Regions from separate parts of the Mus musculus genome. Here regions 1, 2 and 4 are each linked to region 3. A link is a loop called in an ENCODE intact Hi-C map of the cell type or tissue named here. Cell type or tissue: heart. All regions are shown on one strand. Each heading gives the region's core, and the rest is flanking DNA. Links, peaks and the distances in the headings are about the cores only.

The links. A loop is a pair of places that touch in the nucleus more often than their neighbours do. Peaks named below come from ENCODE experiments on the same cell type or tissue, not always from the same donor. Only the 100,000 strongest peaks of a DNase experiment are listed, where the experiment ranks them.
Region 1: a loop joins it to region 3, with 7 times the contacts of the local background. A loop is called at or near these places in 10 of 42 quality-filtered maps.
Region 2: it touches region 3 in a loop (7-fold over the local background); 8 of 42 quality-filtered maps call a loop at or near these places.
Region 4: a loop joins it to region 3, with 2.5 times the contacts of the local background. A loop is called at or near these places in 2 of 42 quality-filtered maps.

Annotation. Positions count from the first base shown.
Region 1 is chr1:93,633,346-93,638,603 of GRCm38, forward strand. It overlaps Stk25 (serine/threonine kinase 25 (yeast)), which reads right to left and starts at 2,382. Exons shown (of 12, transcript NM_021537.3): 1 at 2,202-2,382; 2 at 1,953-2,038. The coding sequence starts at 1,982. In heart, for the core only: a CTCF peak has its summit at 3,069; DNase peaks (open chromatin) are centred at 1,276 and 2,456; H3K4me3 peaks cover 2,730 bases; H3K27ac peaks cover 2,471 bases.
Region 2 is chr1:93,665,890-93,671,147 of GRCm38, forward strand. No RefSeq gene overlaps it. Among named protein-coding and RNA genes, the nearest start is that of Bok, 17 kb to the right of the region's middle. In heart, for the core only: a CTCF peak has its summit at 2,952 (motif pointing right); a DNase peak (open chromatin) is centred at 3,042; H3K4me3 peaks cover 1,864 bases; H3K27ac peaks cover 2,760 bases.
Region 3 is chr1:93,799,954-93,805,064 of GRCm38, forward strand. It overlaps Dtymk (deoxythymidylate kinase), which reads right to left and starts at 1,981. Exons shown (of 5, transcript NM_001105667.1): 1 at 1,745-1,981; 2 at 849-957. The coding sequence starts at 1,874. It overlaps Ing5 (inhibitor of growth family, member 5), which reads left to right and starts at 4,012. Exons shown (of 8, transcript NM_025454.2): 1 at 4,012-4,086. The coding sequence starts at 4,050. In heart, for the core only: a CTCF peak has its summit at 1,966 (motif pointing left); DNase peaks (open chromatin) are centred at 1,988 and 3,938; H3K4me3 peaks cover 3,181 bases; H3K27ac peaks cover 2,826 bases.
Region 4 is chr1:93,340,884-93,346,141 of GRCm38, forward strand. Pask (PAS domain containing serine/threonine kinase) reads right to left here and starts at 1,905. Exons shown (of 18, transcript NM_080850.2): 1 at 1,643-1,905. Ppp1r7 (protein phosphatase 1, regulatory subunit 7) reads left to right here and starts at 2,745. Exons shown (of 10, transcript NM_023200.3): 1 at 2,745-2,828. The coding sequence starts at 2,777. Mir6902 (microRNA 6902) reads left to right here and starts at 5,209; the gene lies at 5,209-5,258. In heart, for the core only: a CTCF peak has its summit at 2,844; DNase peaks (open chromatin) are centred at 1,978 and 2,718; H3K4me3 peaks cover 3,303 bases; H3K27ac peaks cover 1,816 bases.

The sequences.
Region 1 (5,258 bases), core at 605-4,604, 170 kb before region 3:
GCTTGTAGCCTAAGAAAGCCTGTTAGAGAGAAGTCAAGCCATCGGCTAACTACATGACCCAGGACCACTATCCTTCCAGTTCTCAGTAGCCCTTTTCCTACTACTCAGGCTCAGACACCACATCCTCCCACACTGCTCAGCCATACTGAGAATTCTTAATTGCTCTCTTCTGGGGGAACCTAGAATCAGAACTTGTCCACTACAGTAGCCGAAGAAGGATACTTCAGGCCAGGTATTCACTCACACTGCCTCAGAGGAAAAGAAAATAACAGATCCCAAAGCCAGAGTTCTAGACTTTGTGCAAGGAAGGTGGGAACCCTAGTCTTCAAAGTCTACGTTTTTTGGGTACCTATAGCTGTGAACCAGTCAGCCTAAGAAACAGTATGATAGGAGCCTTTCTGGCATGGTCTCTGTATTTACACCTTTGAAGCAGCCCTAGTCCCAAACCCAGCCAATCACAGACAGCTAGCATGCTGATCTGGGTGGCTCAGATTTCTCTTCTGGACAGAATGTGTTATGAACCATCACTCAAGCCATCTAACTTACTCTGAACAACTGAGACCCATTCGCTCTCCATTCCATCCTAGGGATATTATACTTACAGCCTCTGGCCTTTCTGCCAACATGCCTGCTGTGTATCACCTCTCCAAAACAAGAGGAACAACTCAGCACACATCCTCCCTCATCTACCACACACAGTCACACAGTGCTTGCCCAGAACCATCTGGTCCTTCCAGAGATGGGCAGGAACAGGCCGGGTAAAAGGTAATCTAAGGCAGAAGCACAGGCTACAGGGGGAAAGTACAAGCCTTATCACACAAAAGGAGCAATTTCATAGGACTCTATGGCAGCCATCTTGGGAGAAAGCAGCCCTACAAAGGTTTTGTGTCACTTTCAGAAGCCAAGTATGTCTAGGCTGGACACAGGCCCCTAAAAAGACAAAAAGGGTGTTTTCTCTTTGAGAAAGGTCCCCTAGCCATCATTACTGTACTCCTTCGCAATTCATAGCTCCAATTTGTCATCCTGGGACCTTCATAAGCTAAGCTTAAGTCTCTTAAAAATAAACTAGAGGCAGATTTTTTTTCTCTCTCTCTTAGTATGTTATATAATTAGAGGCGAAATGTCAAAATGTATTAAAAATGTGTTAGCTTAATTCAGCATCAGTTAGCAAGCTCGGGATCCCATCTGTGACAGCTGGGCCAAAAGCCCTCCCCAACAGCTGTGAGTAGTCTTCCAGGCTGGTTTGGTTTCCTCCAAGGAGCCCTGCCTCCAATTCCTGCCCACAAGCAGCGGACGGACATGCTTCCTGTCTACACAACCAGTTCTCAAGGATGCAGGGAGAAGGGGGGTCAGGGTGGGGTGGGGTGAGCGGCTGCACTGTCCTCAGGAACTGATTCCTTCACTGTGCAACTGTCAAGCCTAAGCCTATCTAAACCAAGCCCTTAAAACGCAAATCCCACAGCTAAAGCCAGAGGAAAATCAGCCGCCAAGGCAGCTCATTCCACTTCACTAGCTGTCTGTCATATTGCTCTGAAATAACAACACCACAAATAAAATAAAGGCGAGAAAGGGGGTCCAGAGAGCAAACCACCGAACCCTCTGACCCTACGCAGCCCTCATCTCCTGTGCGGTCCCGTGTCGGGGTTCCATCCCGTTAGCCAAGGAAGGTGGAGTCCATCTTCTGGGAAGGTGCTCCGAGCCTGGGTCAAGCAGGTTGTGCCCAGGGCAGGTTCCTGCACCTGCCCCCAGCAGCTCCCGAGCAGAAGCGCTCGCCCCGCAGACGTTCCCTGGGGCTCACGTCTTCCGCAGGCGCTGGCTCGGCACAGGCCAGAGTTCCAACGGCCCCAAGACGCGCCCCGAGGCAGACGGCCTCCGCCCCTCTCCCGCCTCAAGTGGACAAATCCGCTCCACAGCGAACCACGGACTCGGGGCACGCCGACGCCCACACTCACCTGGTGCGCGAAGCCCCGGAGGTGAGCCATGTCCCCGCTGACGTGACCAGTCCGTCGCAGCCGCTCCGCCCGCTCGCCTCAAGCACCTGCGAGAAACCGCAGGCCGCTCGGTCAACAGTGGCCAGGGGGACCCGTTCCGTGGCGTCCCTCCACCCGCGACCTCCGGTCCCGCGCCCAGGGCCCCCGACCCGCCCTCAGGGCGTGCCCGGCCTCCCCAACATTCAGGCGAGGCCCGCTGGCAGCGCCCACCTCCGGGCGGCTCCATCTCGGACTCCGGGCCCGCTTCGCAGTCCCCACGGCGGCTCACACCGCAATTCGGTCTCCCGGAACGCCCAGGCCTCCCAGCCCGTGAGGTGGAGGCAGCGGCTCTGAGCAGGGCGTCGTGGCGAGCGCGAAGCTCTGTGGGACTAGGAGTCCCGCAGCCCGCCCCGTACCCCGGGCACGCAAAATTGAGACTACAAGTCCCAGCAGGCTGCGCGGTAGGATGAGGTGTTACGCAAGTGCTCCGGGGCCCTGATGGCGACAGACTACAAGTCCCAGGAGAACTTGCGGTGGGCGGTCAGTGGAGAGGCACAAATGCGCCACAGATTGGATCCGAACCTTGAGATATGCCCGAGCTGGGCTGCCCCTCCTGTCAGGCCGCGCGGTGACGGGTGCAGCGCGTGCGCAGTTGCCTTGACGTTTTCTAGGCTTTTTTTTCTCTTTTTTTTTCAGCCCTCCTCTCATTTTCCCAGTTCTGTTTGCCAAGCTTCTGAGACCCATACTGTGTGCCTGGAGTGCGAACCCACATTACCCTCATATCCTGGTGCTCCAGCTTTAACCGCAGTGTGACCTTCTTGTCTGCGCTTAGCAACACACACACACAAGGAGTACGCCCACGCGCGCCCTTAGAAAAGTCGCCCATTGTTGGACAAGTGCTTCTCTCCTGCCTCAGTTTCCCTATCTGAAAAGGTTTAATCGTAGGTCCCCAGGACATGACCTGGCGCTGGGAAGAGTTGTGTGGTCCAGCGGGGATTTCCAAAGGTTGGAAGATGCCTTTCATCCTGTGAATTCAGTATGAGTGACTAGTCAGCAATGTCCACTTCTATGCAGTCTCCTAGTGTTCCACGGGAGGGAGATTTGGCTCCATACTGTGTCCATTCCTATGACGGCTCAGTGCAAACCACCATAATGTCCCTACTCCCCAACTCATAAAGGCTTGTTGTTTCTGTTCTCTGGTGGATTTTCTTCCTGGGCACCATCCTGGAACCTTAAACCTTGCATGCAAGACCTTGCATCAGATTCTTTAACCGCCAAATTTTACTACATGTTGATTAGGTTTTCTTTGCTGTGTTTTTCCCCAGAAGAAAATAGACTTCCAGCAAACAGCCCTGCCCTGGATCCTGAAGCACCTTGGTTTCCTCCCCTCCCCCGCCCCAAGGCATCAACAATAGGGGCAAATATTTTTATTGCCCCTGAAAAAGATCATCTGTAGGATGGCCTTCAGCCTACCTATCCCTCCTATAGAAAAGTCTGAAATTAGGCAAGGCCAACTCTATTAAGACTTATTTATGTACATATATGTGTATGTTAAATGTGAACAGGAACCTACTGAGATCTGAAAAGGCCTGGATCTGGAGTTGCAGAGGGTCATATGCTGAATGGCATGGGTGCTAGAACTAAATTCTGGTCCTCTGGAAGAGCAACAAGAATTCTTAATGATTGAGGAATCTCTGTAGGCCTTTATTTTTGATTTTTAAGACAGGACCTCATTCTGTAGCCTAGGCTGGCTTAAAACTCTCTATGTGGCCCTTTTTGGCCTCAAATTCACAGCAGTTCTGCCTCTGCCTCTGCCTCTGCCTCTGCCTCTGCCTCTGCCTCTGCCTCTGCCTCTGCCTCTGCCTCTGCCTCTGCCTCTGCCTCTGCCTCTGCCTCTGCCTCTGCCTCTGCCTCTGCCTCTGCCTCTGCCTCTGCCTCCCAAATGCTGGGGTTATCCATATGAACCATCAGACTTCATGTGAAAAGCCCTACTCATGAGATTAAACTTCGTATTGGTTTATTGCTTTGTTCTTGGGTCAAATAGATATTGAAGAGTTGTTGGCTGTTTAGGAAGACTTCCATGTAGTTTATCTATAAAACACTTCCCAAGGGTCTGGAGAGATTTTCTTTTCAGCTGTTAAGAGCACTGGAGACTTTTGCATAGGAACCAGGCTTGGTTCCCAGCACCCACATGGTGGCTCTCAACTATTGGTCACTCCAATTTCAGGGGATCCGAGTCCTCTTCTGGCCTCTGTGGGCATCAGGTACACAAGTGGTACACAAACATCTGTGGATGTGAATGACTATACATATAAAATAATAAATTCATTGTGTCTTAGTGAGGGTTCATATTGCTGTGATGATATGACCAAAGCCACATGGAGAGGAAAGGGTTTATTTGGCTTATAATCTACAACACTGCTCCTCACCAAAGGAAGTCAGGACAGGAACTCAAACAAGGCAGGAACCTGGAGGCAGGATCTGATGCTAAGACAATGGAGAGGTACTGCTTACTGGCTTGTTTTTCATGGCTTGTGCAGCCTGCTTTCTCATAGAAACTGGGGCCACCAGTCCAGGGATGGCACCATCCACAATGGTCATTGTCATTGTCATGATTATTGGAATATCTCCTGTCTCAGTGATGTATAAAGATTGTTTCCCATCACCTGGAATTGGTTTCTGTGGTGATTTGTATATGCTTGGCCCAGGGAGTGGTACTATTAGAAGGTGTGGCCCTGTTAGAGTAGGTGTGTCACTGTGGGAGTGGGCCTAGGACCCTCACCCTAGCTACCTAGAAGCCAGTATTCAGCTAGCAGACTTCAGATGAAGATGTAGAACTCTCAGTTTCTCCTGCACCACGCCTGCCTGGATGCTGCCATGTTCCTGCCTTGATGATAATGGACTGAACCTCTGAACCTGTAAGGCAACCCCAATTAAATGTTGTTCTTATAAGAGTTGCCTTGGTCATGGTGTCTGTTCACAGCAGTAAAACCCTAAAACGGTTTCTAAAGAGCTGATTCAGCCAATAACTGCTCAGAGGAGAAAGAGAAGGGGGAACTTCCGATCCCAGTCACGGGGTCTGAAAGAGACCAGAGAGAGAAGGAAAGAGAGGGGAGAAAAGATATTAAGTTTGAATGTGGTAAAATAAAGTCTCCAGAGAAAGGAGAGAGTTAGAAATTAGAAAATAAAATATTTTCCATAATAAAAAAATAGAAAAAAATTTAGAAGAGGACATTTGGACCCCATGTAATTTTGCTAGGAGTATCAGCATACTGATAACTATGTCTA
Region 2 (5,258 bases), core at 786-4,785, 130 kb before region 3:
TACCTTAGTCCAGAATGAGGTGGCACCCTCCTAACAGATCTGTGGGAAACAAGGGAGAGAAACTTGGATATTTGATAAACACACACCTTCCTCAGTGCAAGAGAAACCAAGGCCTCAATTTCATTAGCTAGCCTAGGTATAAACCTGTCCTTCTTATGAACAAAGACTCCACTGAGAAAACATAAGGGCTTAAGGCCGGGGGCTGCTAGGTCCCTTGGCCTCGGTCCTGCACATTTTGTTATAAGTCAAATGGCATCACATATGAGTCACCCACCCTGTGCCAGATCTTTGAGGTGTAATATAGCTAAGTGGTCTGATCTATAGCACTCTATCCCACCATTCCACCTAATCTAGATGCCCATAGGGTGTTCATTCATGAACTCTCTTCACTCCCTAGAATGAGCTACATCACTCAAGGAGTCCTATGAGGTCATGATGGTAGGTAGCACTTGAGGGTCACCCCAGCTAAAAATGTGAACTGTAATGCAGTGAGGACAGATGGCCCCTCCATGGTCTGGGAGCATGCCTATGGGTTCTTTATTCAAGAGGCACTTCCTTTCTTCAGCTTTACGACATGCATCTATGTCACCAGTCCAGCCTGGAAATGAGGGAGAGGCCAGGAGAGACCAGAACCAACTCAGGCAGCTCAGTCCTGGGTTTCCTTGTTGCTTACTTTCCTCAACTGGGACATTAGCAGCTTCCATTTGCTTGTTCTCTCAGGGCCCCATGGCCATCAGATAGTGCTTTCCAGTCACCTATCTGCCTCACTGCCTCTTGGGGGCCCTGACTCCCCTGATTAATGATTTTAAAAGCTGCCTTTGACTCCTCCTCCTCAGACCTCACAGTTGTACCACTGGTCTCCTGTGCTGTTTCTCAGCCCCCAGGAGCTGGTCGAGGTTCTCAGTCCCCTAAGCCATAGCATCTTTAGAGATTTCTCTCCTGTAGCACACCTTCTGGGCACTTTTAGTTCACTGAACCTGGAGGCTGAGCTAGTATGGCACTGGATTGGAGAGAGGATTAGACCATGCCCCAGGAGAGGTTCGGGACTCAGCTACACTGCTGAGACTGGGCTCAAGAGCCATTTACTAAAATAGCGTAAAAAGTCAGTGCTCCCTGTGAGAAACTAAGATTGCTTACAGCCTTGCTCAGCTCAGCTCTGGGATCTAAGGGAGAACCAGGTCCAGAGTGAGTTTTCAGAATAAACTGATGGGCAGAGCCCAGGGAAAGGCAATGAGGGCCAAGGAGTTCAGTCATGACGGGTCTGAGTATGGGTCTCTGGTCAACTGGTAGACTAAGGACCCTAGGACAGCACTAGGTGAGCCAGTGGCAGGCTAGAGTAGTGGCCCTGTGTCCACCCACATTGTGACATCTCACTGTGTGGCCCATGTGCTGGGACAAAATTCTTCTGGTAATTCCTGCTGTAGCTGGGATTTGTAACAAGGGCAGCCTGGGTACGTCTGACTACTTCCTGACCATTTGGGGCCCAGTTGAATTATATGAGGATTGGAGAAGCCTGTGCTCCCAGGGAGATAATGAGAATGCTGGGGTAGAGCTCTGTGAGGACACCAAGAGAAGACAGCAGGCACCTGCCCTGTGTTTGGACTTCCTTCTCCTAGGCCAGGCGATTTCACTTCTAACCAGACAAGAGTCCCAGAAAAGACTTTCTGAATTACTTGTGTACTTGCATGCGTGTGCGTGGGTGCATGCCAGAGTGTGTGTGTGTAGACTGAGGAGCCAGCTCCCAAGAGCTCCCAATCACACAGCCATGTTCCTATTCCATCAGTGGGATCAAGGGCTCCCTCAGAACAATGACTGCAGAAGGGCTGCGCAGGAGAAAAGCCTGGGAATGACTGGAAATAGGTGGCATAATGCCGTTGTCACTGTCCTTGCGACCTCTCAGCAGGGAGGAAGAATGCCCCAGATGTGATAGTTTCCCTTTGGGTGTCAGGATAGAGCCCTATAGGACCACTTCGAGAGCAGAGCTGCTGGCTCCTCCCACCAACCCCAGCCCTCTACCTGGCTCCTCCCACCAACCCCGGCTCTCTACCTGGCTCCTCCTACCAGCACCACCCTCTACCTGGCTCCTCCTACCAGCTCACCCTCTACCGGGCTCCTGGGGTCTCTGCAGGTTACCCAGGCTTCCACTTCTCCACCTATTCACGTTGTGAAGGCCAGTTGTTTCTCTCTTTGTGTCTGTTTCCCCTCAGACTGGTAGAAATGTGACTGCTAACCCTTTATCTCTCCTGGGACTGAAAAGGGCAGCGAACTCGTGGTCTTTTCCAGATCAAAGAGTCCAGTGTCTGCAGCAGTGTAGAGTCCTGGCAGACAACCCCCTCCCCATCCATGATGCGTGCTTCCTTCCGCCTGGTTTATCAAACATCAAGGACAAGGTCAGACTGTCTAGGGAGAGTGAGCCAAGAATCCCAGTTGTGCGATGGAATTTCACACGGCCTGTAGAAATGGGAAGGCCAGAGGAACATAATGCGGATGTTACATTAAGTGTAAAGTCAGGTTTTGGAGCCTCAGGTGTTTGACATAAGCAAGAATCTTCTTTTGGATGTGAAATATGCCACAAGAGTCCTTATCATCATACAGCAGTTGCGGCTTTTAATTTTGTGTGCTTTTTAAACTTCCTAGTGGAGTGTACCCAGGATTTACTGTTATACTCGGGGGTGGAGGTGGGGTGAGAGGTGACTGCTGGCCTTGACTTTGAAATCTCAGAACAATTCTGTTTTAAAGTATATATTTTGCCGCGGGGTGTGAACTCTCAGAACCAGGAACAAACTAAAGAAAAGAATGTTTATCCACAGGGAAAAACTAAAGTCCCAACAGGAAGCATGGGCCACCAGTTTCCTGCCCCTGAGACTCACTGGAGCAGCGCAGACACACTGCAATATGTATCCAGCTCCCTAGAGGGAGATGAAACCTGGACCCCAGGTTCAACTTCTAAGGGACCTGGTGCTTCTCTGGGACAACTGGCCGCCTGGGGGCACAAGAGGACCCGTAGCCACCGAAGAGGTCCTCTTTGTCCCTGACAACCAGCACGCGGCTGGCAAGTGTACACTTCCTGCCGCTCTGAGGGAGCGGAGGAGTGGCCTCGGCACTAGAGGAAGAAAACACACACACACACACACACGTACACACTCCCTTTCCATCTCCAGACTTTAGTAATCTCGGCTCTCCGACTGTCACAAGGTGAGGAACATCGGAAGGGCGGGCTGTAGGGCAGTGTAGGGTGAAGGAGCTCTGGCATAGGACAGATTCTTGTGAGCGAGGGGCAGAGCCTAATGGAGCTCAGCCATTTGTAGGGGCAGATCTTGGTAGGGCCTGAACCCTATGGAAGGTGAACAACTCCCCACCCCAACCCAAGCAAGGATCTTTGTAAGGCAGATCCTCCAGGGGGAGGGGCTGTGGTCATGGGCGGGGGGTGGGGGGTGGTGGTGAGGAAAGTGGTGGGGAGGGACAAGTCACAGAGGCGGAGCCTCAGGCAAGGATATATACCAACTAGCATTGGGTTTGCAGATGAGGATTTTTTTTCCCCCAGTGAAGCCTGGATCCTGGATCCTGGTCCTGGTAGGTTGGCTTGGTCCAGGTTGCAAGTGGGAACTGAGGCAGATGTCCGTGTCCCCAGGACACAACATTTTATATATGAGCAGTTTACCTCTGAGGAGGGACACAAGAGCAACCCCAAAGTGCCCCAAAGCATCCCCTCTCCCCTGCGGAACAAGAGCTGTGACGCGTGTAGTGATGTGAGCACTCGTGCTCACAGTTAAATCACTCTGTCCATCTTCTAGGAGAGCTGTAACAAATTACCATAGACCTACTGGTGTAACACAAATTCCTTATTCTCTTATGTTCTGAGCATGGCAGTTGGACTGACGGTTGGGTATCATCAGACTCTCCCGAGATAGCAGTCTTTAGCCCTAGCTGGAAGGGACTGAAGGGTCTTTGGGAGGCTCAGCCTGGTGCCCTCTCTCTCTCTTTTCAGAACTACTCTGGTGTGGGTGGGCTTATCCCTACTTGGTTGTTGTCTTCCCTGAGGAAGGACCTTTTCCCCCATCCAATGTCTCAGACCCTTTCTCTGTGCATTACAAAGCCTGTAACAGCATCTCTCCTATCTACTTCCATTGAAGCATCTCAAGTCCCAGCCTGCCTGCTTCCTCCTCACAAAGATTCTCTTGTGAAGATCCAGGACCATCCCTAACTCCTAAGCTTGTCTTCATCTGCCCTCTGCAGAGCCTCTTTGCCATGCTAAGCATCTGGGGATTAATACCAGGGAATTAAGGCCAACTTGTCAAAGTAAATAGGAAACACCAGTTCCATTGAAGGAGGAAATCACTCCTGCTCCTACTCCTGGGAAATGTGACTGAAAGGGTGACCAGGCACTCCAGAGCATCATAGATATCTCAGAAAAACATGGTACATTGTGTTGATATAGATGTGGGAATAGAAGGGTATGGGTTGTTCCTTTGTTTGTTTGGTTTTTGAGACAGGTTGGTTTTATGTAGTCCTGGCCTTCCTGGAACTCACTCTGTAGACCAGGTTGGCCTGGAACTCAGAAATCTGCCTGCTTCTGCCTCCCAAATGCTGGGACTAAAGGTGTGGTGCATCATCACTGCCTGGCTAGATGTAGCTTTTGAATTATGAACTCAAATAATATAGGATTGTAAGTGAAGTTTGTGAGGGGAAGATGGAGCCAAGAAATCGACTTCTCTAGTGTGGATCCAAAAAGTGATGTCAAGGGAAAAGAGACATGGAAGTAGAACATATAGATTCTACTATCCGTGTACTGTGAGTTGGGGTCCAGGGCACCAGCCACAGTTGGACACACAGCACTATATACCGCATATCACACATATACACACACACTACATACAGTCAAACAACAATAAACAAATAATATACACAGCACATACAAACACATAACAATGTACTCAAACTACATACAAATCACAGACATACATGCAAAATACAGATAACACACATATAGACACAAACACCTATCTACCACAATACAAAATACATGGTTGCACCTAGTACACACAAACTACACTCACCACTTGGATATACACTAGATACACAAAAATACAAATACATGTCATTCATATATGTATATATATACATATATACATATATATATACACACACACATACACACACTATATATTTGATGTATATGCACACATAGAAAACATATCCCCAAATTTGATAAGAAAATTGTTAGATTAAAAGAGGAAAATGGCCAAGGAGATGACCAA
Region 3 (5,111 bases), core at 1-4,000:
CAGGGCTGTTATGTAGGGAAACCTAGTATCAAAAAAAAAACAAAACCAAAAACCAAACCAAACCAAAAAAAAAAAAAAAAAACTTTTAATAAAACAAAACAAGCCGGGTGTGGTGGTGCACGCCTTTAATCCCAGGCAGAGGCAGGCAGATTTCTGAGTTCAAAGTCAGCCTGGTCTACAAAGTGAGTTCTAGGACAGCCAGGGCTATACAGAGAAACCCTGTCTCGAAAAAACAAAAACAAACAAAACAAAACAAACCTTGCCTCAGCAGTTAAAAGCACTTACTGCTCTTGCCAAGGACCCAGGTTTGGTTCCCAGAACTCACATGACAGCTTACAACTCTCAGTAACTCTAGTTACAGGAGTTGTCTTCCTTGGGCAGCAGGTATGCATGAGGTGCACATACAGGTAGCCATTTATATTACACAAAAACGAATACATATTTTTTATGAGGCCAGCCTGGTCTATAAGGCAAGTTCCAGGATAGTCAGGACTGTTATGTAGGGAAACCTAGTATCAAAAAAACAAAACCAAAAACCAAATCAAAAAAAAAACCTTTTAATAAAACAAAACAAGCCGGATGTGGTTAAATACGATGGTCAAATACGACGATGTTTTATCTCAAATACGGCGATTTTTTATCTCAAATACGACGATTTTTTATCTCAAATACGTCGATTTTTTTATCTCAAATACGGCGTCGAATGGTAGGGTAGAGGAAACCTCCCAAGCTGGCCTCTGGTCTCGACGTGCGGGTGTTTGCACACATGCCACACACAGGTGCTCGCACCCTTGCCACACACAAAAGTGTGCATGTTACAACCGGGGAGCAACGACGCAGGTCTTTACACTTGTTCCCAGCGGTTTGCAGAGAAGAGCAGGTGCACGGAGTGATCCTCTAGTTCCGTTTTCTTTTCCAAGTAGGAATTCAGAAGCTTGCCGATTTCCGTTGATCTTTCTAGAAAGACAAAGATACACTCGACTGAAGTCAGACTCTTCACCTGAAGTCTACAGGGGTTTGCACTTAAGTTCTCTCCTTGCACCTACACCTAACTTTCAACCTCCAGACAGCTTTGGACCATCTCTGAAGCCAAAGAAGTCTCCCCGAGAAAAGGAAGTAATGTACGTGCAAGTCTTGATTTCAAAAGTACTTGTAAGACTTTTGACTGGTTGGTTTGAAAATTAAAATATCCTGCAAAGTGGTTGTTCCAATTCCCAACCTACTTAATTTGTAGGATCAGGGGTTGGTGTCCAGTGTACAGGGCGCAAGGCCAAAAGTCAACCTTATGTTCCCTTTTCAGTACTTTTCCACCTTGTGTTTTCAGAGAGGAGCTTCTACCTGAAGCTCAGTTTTGGCTGAACTGGCTGGCTCACAAGTCCCAGGAACGAGTCCGTCTCACCTCTCCAGCGGTTGGATAAGCAACCGTACTAGGTTTTTTTTTTTTTTAACCTGGGAAACTAAACCCAGGCTCTCATTTCAGCCTGTATTTTATTAACTAAGCCATCTCCACCAGCCGGGCCCTCCCAAATCAATGACCAATGAAGAAAATGTCTTCCAGGCTTGTCTGCTGGCCAATCTGGTGGGGCCAGTTTTCTCAATTGAGGTAGCTTGAGTCAAACTGACATAGACTAGCCAGCACACGCATGCACAATAATAAATAAATAGATGTTCTAAAAGCTTTTAAAGATACTAAGACTACAACCCAAAGAGAGAGTGAGGGAATTCTCCAGGCCCACCCGCGCACCGGGGAAACGCAGCAGCTCCGCTCTGTGGCCCGAGGCGCACAGCGCGGTCACCAGCTTGAGGCCCTGCGTGGTCTTGCCAGCACGGTCCACACCCTCCAGCACGATGAGCGCTCCCCGACGCGACGCCATCGCCCGCACAGCACCGGTCAACTTGCCAGGTTCCCGCCAATGTTAGATGCAGCAGAAGCCCGGCGTGCACGGAAGCCCTGCCCTCTTCCGGTTGGAAAACGAATTCTGTGGCCTGCGGGGAACAGCTTCCGGACGTGACGTAATCTAGGCCCGGGAGTCTGCAGTTTAGCGAGCGCCAACTCGCGGAACTTCCGTTCGCCGCTCCCGAAGAGCACCAATCTTAAGGACTGTGGTTGCGCAGGCTCTGGTCACGTGGAAGTTCGAGACCTGTAACGGAATCAAATTTTTATGCCCCTAAGCGCGCTACTGAAGGGTTCTAAAAGTTTCTTATCACACACACACCTGCGCGCGTACAGGAGCCATGTGATGATCAGGCTCTGAAAGGAGTTAAGGATAGGAACATCGACCCCCAAGATGTACTTTCTGCAGCATTTTCGAACCGCTCAGGAATTTTCCTTGTCGTTTTAGTGTAAGTTGGTGGAAGGAAATGGGTTTATTTGCAGCGTGGGCAGAATTGAAACCACCCCCCCCCCTTTTAAATTCCTTTCCCCCTAGCAGTGTTTTTACAGACAAAATAAAGTCAGGGAAAATACATGAGCAGGAGGCGGGCAAATCTCTGTGAGTCTGAGGCCACTTACATAGTTTCAGGCCAGCCAGGGATACATTGTGAGACCCAGGCTCAAAAACCCAAACAACAGTACTCTAGAGGAAGAGAAAAAAGGATCCGCAGTCAAAGGCTGGGCTGGGTTATGTTTTGCCTAATGAACAAAGATTCCATACCCAGCACAGAATAAATTGGATATAGTGAGTGACATAGCCTATAAACCCAACATTTGGGAGGTAGATCAAGGTTTATGCAAACATTTGAACTAACACCCAAAGAAGTGACACAGATGCCAGACACATATGTAAAAATGTGCAACACAAACATATTGTTAGGAATCATGAATTAAGATAATTTCACCTCTTCGAGAATAGCCCAAATCTACAATTCTAACCCTTCATCATGCTGGTGAGGACGTGGAGCGAAGGAGACTGTCAGTGCAGAGGAGAAGGCAAAAACGGTGTGGAAGATAGCTTGGCTGTTTCTCAAGAAAGCACTCTACTTTTAACATGAAGTCAATATTTACCCAAATGGGTTGGAAACTATGTCTGCACACAAATGATTGTATCAGCTCTAGCCACATTTGCCTAAATATGGAAGCAGCTAAGATGTCCTCCAACACGCAAACTGATAAACTGGTAATTACACAGTGAAATAATTTTGAAGTAAAAAGTGAATTATCAGTTACTTACTAGGACATGGAGGAACCTGAACTGTATAATGATAAATGCAGCCAGTCTGAAAAGACTGTGTACTGTAAAATGCAACTACATGGCATGTTAGCAAAGCAATACTACAGAGACTCTAAAACGTTTATTGGTTACAAGTATGCGTGTGTGTGTGTGCGCGCGCTATTGTAATAGACCAAAAGAATTAAAGGCAGTGAAAAATATTCTTCAGGATGCTATAAGGGGGATACTTAATACTTCTCAGAAATATTAGAGCCCACCAAGAGTGGACTCTGGTAAACCCTGGATTTTAGTTATATTGTTTCATTAACTGTAACAGAGTTGCCGTAGGAATGTAAAATGTATTTTTGCAGGCATCGAGGGGTGCGTGGCTTCTTCACGAAGTGCGAGTCAAAGCAACCGAGGTCCAGCGTGGGCACGCCCCCCTCGGGACCAGACAGCCACAAAGAGCATGGAAGTTAACCGATGCCTGTGAGGGGGTCTCCTTCCGGGAGGCCCCGTCAGCCAGGAGAAACCACAGGCAGCGGGTGTCTGAACAACGCGGGAAGAGCGGCAGGTGTCGGCTGGCAGGTTTGGCGCCAGCACACGTGCAAGCGGAGTCCCCTGCCAGGGCTTGGAATCCGGCTGGGCCAGAGACAGAGCTTCCACATTGCAAACTGCGAACCGAGCACATCGCCCATCCGCGTTCCCTCAGGGCAAGCCCCACAGCGCCGCCTGGCGACCACAGCCGGCCGGAAGCCTAGGGGTGGCCCCTGAGTTGCCCCGCCCACTTTCCGGCCAATCGGAGCACGCGGCTCATGAATAGTGAGCGCGCGGCGCCGCCCCGCCCCGAGTCCGCGGCACCGCCCGCTCGCGCAGACCCCGAGCGTGGCCGAGGCGAAGATGGCGACTGCCATGTACTTGGAGCACTATCTGGACAGTAAGCACTCTGGCCGAGCCGCCGCCCGCGCGGGTTCGCGCCGCCGCCGCCGCCCCCGGCCCACCGCGATCCGTGCGAGGCTCCGGGATGCGGAGGAGGATGGGGACTGATCATGGGGACTGTGGGGGCTCACGGCGGGTCTGGGGCGGGGCCGCAGATGGAGGGCGTGGGGCGCGGCGCGGGGTCCCGCCGCCTCCGCCGCGCCAATTCCAGGTGCGTCACGGAGGGGTGTGGCCTGGGGCTCAGCCCGCCTTCTCCGCTTCGGCCACACCCCCGACGCTGACCACGCCTCTGTTCCCGCCTCTCTACTTCGGTCTAGGTTGCGGGGAGGCCCGCCCCTTCTTCACCTGCGGCTTGTGGTGCTCAAATCCCTCTGTAGAGCCAAAGCCACTGTGTTTGCTTGTGGAGCTGTAGGAAGGAACTCTAGGCTAGTGGGGTGCCTTTTTCGAGGGAACTCGTGCTATCACGAGCCAGCCCGGTAAGGGAGGATGCTCTGTATAACGGGTTGACCTTTGACATCCCAGAAATTGGCAACTCCGTTTATTTATAGACCGTGAGATTGGCTCCCAGCAAGAACTCGGAGGAGGATTATTTCCCACTCTATAGTGGAAGAATTGAGACCCTTTGGAGGGAGGTAGATCAAGCCAGTGGGGCGCCCATTTTCTCCTTGGGCCTGGGCAGTGGGACTCCAAGGTGAACTATCTTTATTCTGATGTCCATCCAGTGGGCATTCTGAGGAGGGTTCAAGGAGAGTTCATTTCACTGCTGACATTGTGTGATGGCCCCTTTCTGCTCTCTCCACCTGCCCTGTGCCACCCATGCGTTGGCAAGAGCCCTATTTCTCTACAACTCACTGATTAGTTGGGGTACACACACACACACACACGCACATATATATACATATATATATATAGCTCCCAAGATTAAGGCATGGGGTAAATATAGATCCAGAAACTGCTGATAAAGGTCTCTCTATCTGAGAGTAGAGAGGGCGACTGGAGGGTAGAAGGTTAAGTAGCTGACAG
Region 4 (5,258 bases), core at 512-4,511, 460 kb before region 3:
CAATCATCAGTAAGAACAAAGGAATTGTGTACAAGAACCAATCCTAGCAGTATAGAGTAAAAACCTTCAAAATACAAAAGGTTATCTGCAGCAAGATTCCTTTTATATATATATATATATATATATATATATATATATATATATATATTAAATTAATATATATATATATAAAATCTAAATACACTGCTTAAAAAATACAATATACAGGATAAGAGTCCAACAAGACTGAAGACCCATACTTCAGGCAGACAATTCCCTGGAGTCTGGTAGAGCACTAAACTTAAGAGGCAAAATGACACAGTCTCTTACTTCCTAAGTTAGTTAATGGGTTTAAATGTGTTTGTTTTAATATGTGTATGTGTGTGTGTAAGCACATGCATGTGCCTGTGTATGTATGGGCACTGTGTGCATGCAGGAGCCTGAAGAACTCAGAAGAGGCCACCAGATGCCCTGAAACGGAAGTTACAGACACCACCATGTAGGTGCTAGGAACAGAACCCAGGTCTTCTATAAAACTGCAACAGCTTTTAACTGCTGAGCCATCTTACAACCTCATTTTATTTTCATTATAATGCATGACTTTTTCATGCATTTTTATTACATTGTGGGAGTGTGTGTGTGAGAGAGAGAGAGAAAGAGAAAGAGAGAAAGCACAACCATGGATGACAGAAAACAACTTTCAGGAGTCACTTCTCTCTTTCTACCCATGTGGGTCCAAAATTGTCAGACCTTGGCAGCAAGTGCCTTTACCCACTGAGCCATAATGCTGGGCCCAAACTGTAGGGCTTTGTTTCCTTTTGGGGTTTGTTTTGTTTTTTGTTTTGTTTTGTTTTTGAGGCAAGGTCTCCAGAGTCGTTGGAAGTGCTGGGAAGAGAGGAAGACACCATCAGCCTGACAATTGGTATTTTTGTGTGAAGGTGGGTATTAAACCCAGAGCTAGTCACCTATTGGGCAAACCTTCCACCACTGACTGATAAAGTATGACTATTTGCCTTCACTATTCTGCATATTACATACACAGGCACATGCACTCAGTATGTGATCCTAAAAAGCAACAACTCATTATGAAATAAGAGATGAGTAGCGACAGTGTTCAAGGCTATATGTGACACCACCAGACTCAAACAAAATAAAGATGAGTAGGTGTTAGATAGCAGTTTTCAAGTAGAGTGTTTTAATGTGAAAGATGTACAGGCATCTTCTCTAGGTATCTAAATGCACTAATTACTGTTACAGCAAACAATGATACGATCATACCGTGGTTTTTCTACTTTTAAAACCAACCTATTGACAAAGTTAGGACATGTAATTATGGCTTCTAAATACACTGCCAAAGTCACAAAACCTTACTGTTTTTTTAGACCTTGTATGACCTCAGAATATATTGATATGAGATCTTAATTTATATAAAAAATACCATTCTTCAAACTAAATTGTTAATGCTACAAATTTTTATCTTAAAAGTAATTACAGGAACTGGGCGGCTCCCTTTGTTAAAAGTTTTTTTCTATGCAAGCATGAGGACTTGCGTTTAAATCTTTAACCACATAAAAAGCCAGACGTGGCTACACATAACTGTAATCCCGAAATTAGGGGGTGAAGATAAGTGACTCCCCAGAGCTCACTGGCCCGCTAGTCTAACCTTAAAGCAAAGCTTCCAGTTCAATCAGAGGCTTTCGGGCGCTGGCGGCTCTTGAGCGCGGGTCAAACGGCCAGAACCCGCCACCACTCTGGGGCCGGGGCTGGGCGGAGGGAGTGCGGGCGCGCGAGGAAAGGGCCAGAGCCACTCCACGACAATGCGTAACTAACACTCGCCGCCACCCGGAGGTTTTTCGAAGGCTGGTGTCTCACCCCAGGCTGGCGCAAGTCTCAGTCGGATTCACAACGTGAAGATCCGCGCGCTTCTGGCCCACCGACCAATCGCAGAACGACTTAGGCAGCATAACAAGGGACCAAGAACCAACCAGACACCCTGATGGGCGGACCTCAGTGAAAGCAAGCAGCTGAGCGCGCGCAAACAGTTGCTAGGGACGCACCGGACACCCACTACAGAGCCTCGGAGGAGCCAAAAGACCCGATTTCTTCGCGCCTTTCCCCCCCCTCCACGCCCCACTCCAAGTGACTGCAGTTTACTCTTACGGGAGAACCGAGGACGGTGAGCGACGTGCAGCCCTTCTTACGACGGCCACCTTTCCAAGGCGAGGACAGTGAGAAGCGGACGACACAGTGGCTCGCCGTGGGCTGGAGGCCGCAAACGTGAGCCCCAGGACCGGACCGCGGCCCCTCCCGCCTTCTCCAAGCATCCCCTAAAGGTGGCCTGTGGCACCAGTGTATCAGCACGCAGGCGCAGAATAAACTGGTTTCCCTCGCCTACCGGCTCACCGTGAAGTGAGGCTCCCGAAGTCGGGGGTGCAAGTCTAGTCGGCTTCACCTGTGGCCTGTAGAACTCTCCTGTCCGCAGTACCTCTACGCCTCCGAAGTTGGCATAGTGACTTGAGCGAATCCGCAAGCTTGAAGTGTCTCCCATGCTGCCTAAAGACTTTCCGGGATGTCTGCTTTCTTCGTGCTCGCCTAGACTCTACTCATTCATCAAACCCCTAACCCAGGTGGAGCCGGAGCCTGTGGGAACTACAATCCCCATGAAACACTGCGCCCGCGCAAGCATTGTCAGCTCGCGCTTCTATACTTTGTTCCATTGGCTGGCCTATTGGACCTGGAATCCTGATTGGCCCATGGCCTAAGGCGACAGATTCCGGAAAGGGAAAGAGCAGCCAATATGGCGGCAGAGCGCGGCGCGGGGCAGCAACAGTCGCAGGAGATGATGGAGGGTGAGCGGCCCCTGTGGGTGACCGGGGAGCGGCGAGCTTCGGGCTGGGCGGTCACGGCCTCTTGCGGGATCGGAATTCGGCCTCCAGCCTCCGGCCACAGCCACAGAGCTCTGACAGCTGCCAATATGGCTGGACAGCCAGGGAGGCTCGGAGCCCGGGAGTCCCGTCCCGAGGGCGGTAGCGGCCAGAAAGACAAGACCCTGGGGAAAAACGTGGCGCGAGCCCGCCCAGGGAGATTGGCAAGGAAGCCGTGGCTATAGGAACCTAGTCTTAAAGCTCCGAAGTTGACAGGCGAGGGGGCAGGGAACCGTCCTCCGTCAGCTCACTGGGAAACTGAGGCTTCAGGCGTGGGGAATCTACGAAGTCCAGTTTGTTCACGCGGCATGAATGGAAAAGTCTGCTTTGAAGCGAATGGGTTGTGGCAGAGAGATGGATAAAAAGGAGCTCCGGAAATTGAGTTTACAAGGCGTTGTCTTGTTTTCTAGGCATGCAGTCTAGTCTATATTCAACTTTCTTCCTTTTTTTCCTTGTGTTGGATTATGTCATATACATATGTAACATACATATATGTTACACGTGTGCATGCTTTTGTATACAGTTGTGTAGATACATGGTCATTACATGCGTGCATATATGTGTGTTAGTGTATACGAACAGACTTGTACATATGTACATGTACTTAACCCTACCCATTGTAGCATTAGGCAAATCTTAAATGTCTTTGAAAGACTCCACTATTTTGGTGAGGATTATTCACTTTTGGAAGGTCACTCACTTTTCTGGGAGGAGTACTAGGGAAGAAGGTTGCAGAGCAAGGGGCAGAGATGTGGAAGAAAAGACCAGTGAGTTTGAGAGCAGTGGGGCTGCCCTGAGATGGGCCCTGAAAACTCACTAGATGTCATCCAGACTGGGGTCCAGTGGGGAGGACCAGTATCATTCTGGAGAAAGGAAAACCAGTCAGAAGCAAAGGAGTATGGAAAGGTGACCTAAATTAGCAGTCATGCAATGGGGGTTGAGAAGAGCCAACAAGGAACGCTCTTAGAGAGACTTGAAGGAGTCGTGCTAGAGGTCTTTTGTTTCTAACCTTTGAATCTTTCTTAAGGAGGAAATGTTTCTTCCTAGCCCCCTCTTTCCTCCTCCAATACACCTCTCCCCTCCTTCCTCACTAAAGGGCAAATACACAAGCCAAGCTGTTTCTCTCGTCCACCCCCACACATGTCATTACCAGCTGACACTTAGGTTTCTATGGCCTATGTCTTTTTGGAGTTTTTTTTTTTTTTTTTTTTTTTTTTTTTTTTTTTGTGGCGTTTTTGTGTGGCTTGGTTTGGGTTGGGTTGGATTTGTCGTTGTAATGCCTTTCTTTTGTCTTTTAAGACAGGTTCTTGCCATTTCCGTGGCTGGCCTGTGTAGACCAGGCTGAGCATGTTTTGCCACCTTCTCTATCACTGCTAATGCCTTAACTCAAACCTTCCTCGTCTTGATAGATTTCATTGCCTTTTGCTAGCCTATTCTACCTAGAGCCTTGTAGTCACATTCTTGCACAGTGTCGCAGGCTCTGGAACCTCTCTACTGCCCTGAGGATAGAGGCACAGGGGGAGATACAGAGACTGTAACACAGAACCTAGTTTTCCTAACTCTAGATCACAGACTGTAAAGTGCCTCTTGGTAACTCATACATTCTTCTCCGTGTCATACACATGAGCTACTCTTGTGTCCTTTCTTATTTGGTCCTGACAGGAGAAGGTACTCTACTAACTCTGGTCTACAGAGGGGAATATTGAGGTTTAGAAAGGAAGATCATTTGCCAGAGCCATGTTTCATTGTTGCTTTGTTCATAACTCAAAATCTGTTTTATTTACTCCAAAAAACTTTGCATGATTAACTCTATCCTGTGGTTATTTAACACCAGCAGTTTACCTGGGGCTTCTGCCATTTTTTGAGACATTCTTGTTTTCATTCACTCTGCCCACAGTCTCATCTTAGCTAGTCTTGATTTCTTTTGGAATGTGGGCCTGAAAATTTAACCATTTATCTTGGCCAAATGGATAGTGAGACATCAATGAAGGTATGTGGCAGAAGGGTCACAGTGAGATGTGAGAAGGGTCATCACATCAGATGTGAGAGCCTCTTGGAAGGTACTTCTGTATCTGGTGTCATTAGTGTTTCCCATTGTAGATGATCCAGATTTCAGTTGACACTTGTCAACTCTTTACAAGTTCTCAGAGGGGAAGGATGGCATGTTAATTGTCTCCATGTGGCCTCCCAGTTACTGTCTCTGTATCTTAAATACTATTGGATGTAGAAGACATTCAAATGTTCATAAACTGAATTCAGCTTTAGAAAAAGAGTCTTGCTGACTTACACCTGTTGTTAATCTCCTCTGTGTTCCTCACATTGTCACATGAAGTAGATGTGAATTGTCACCATGTG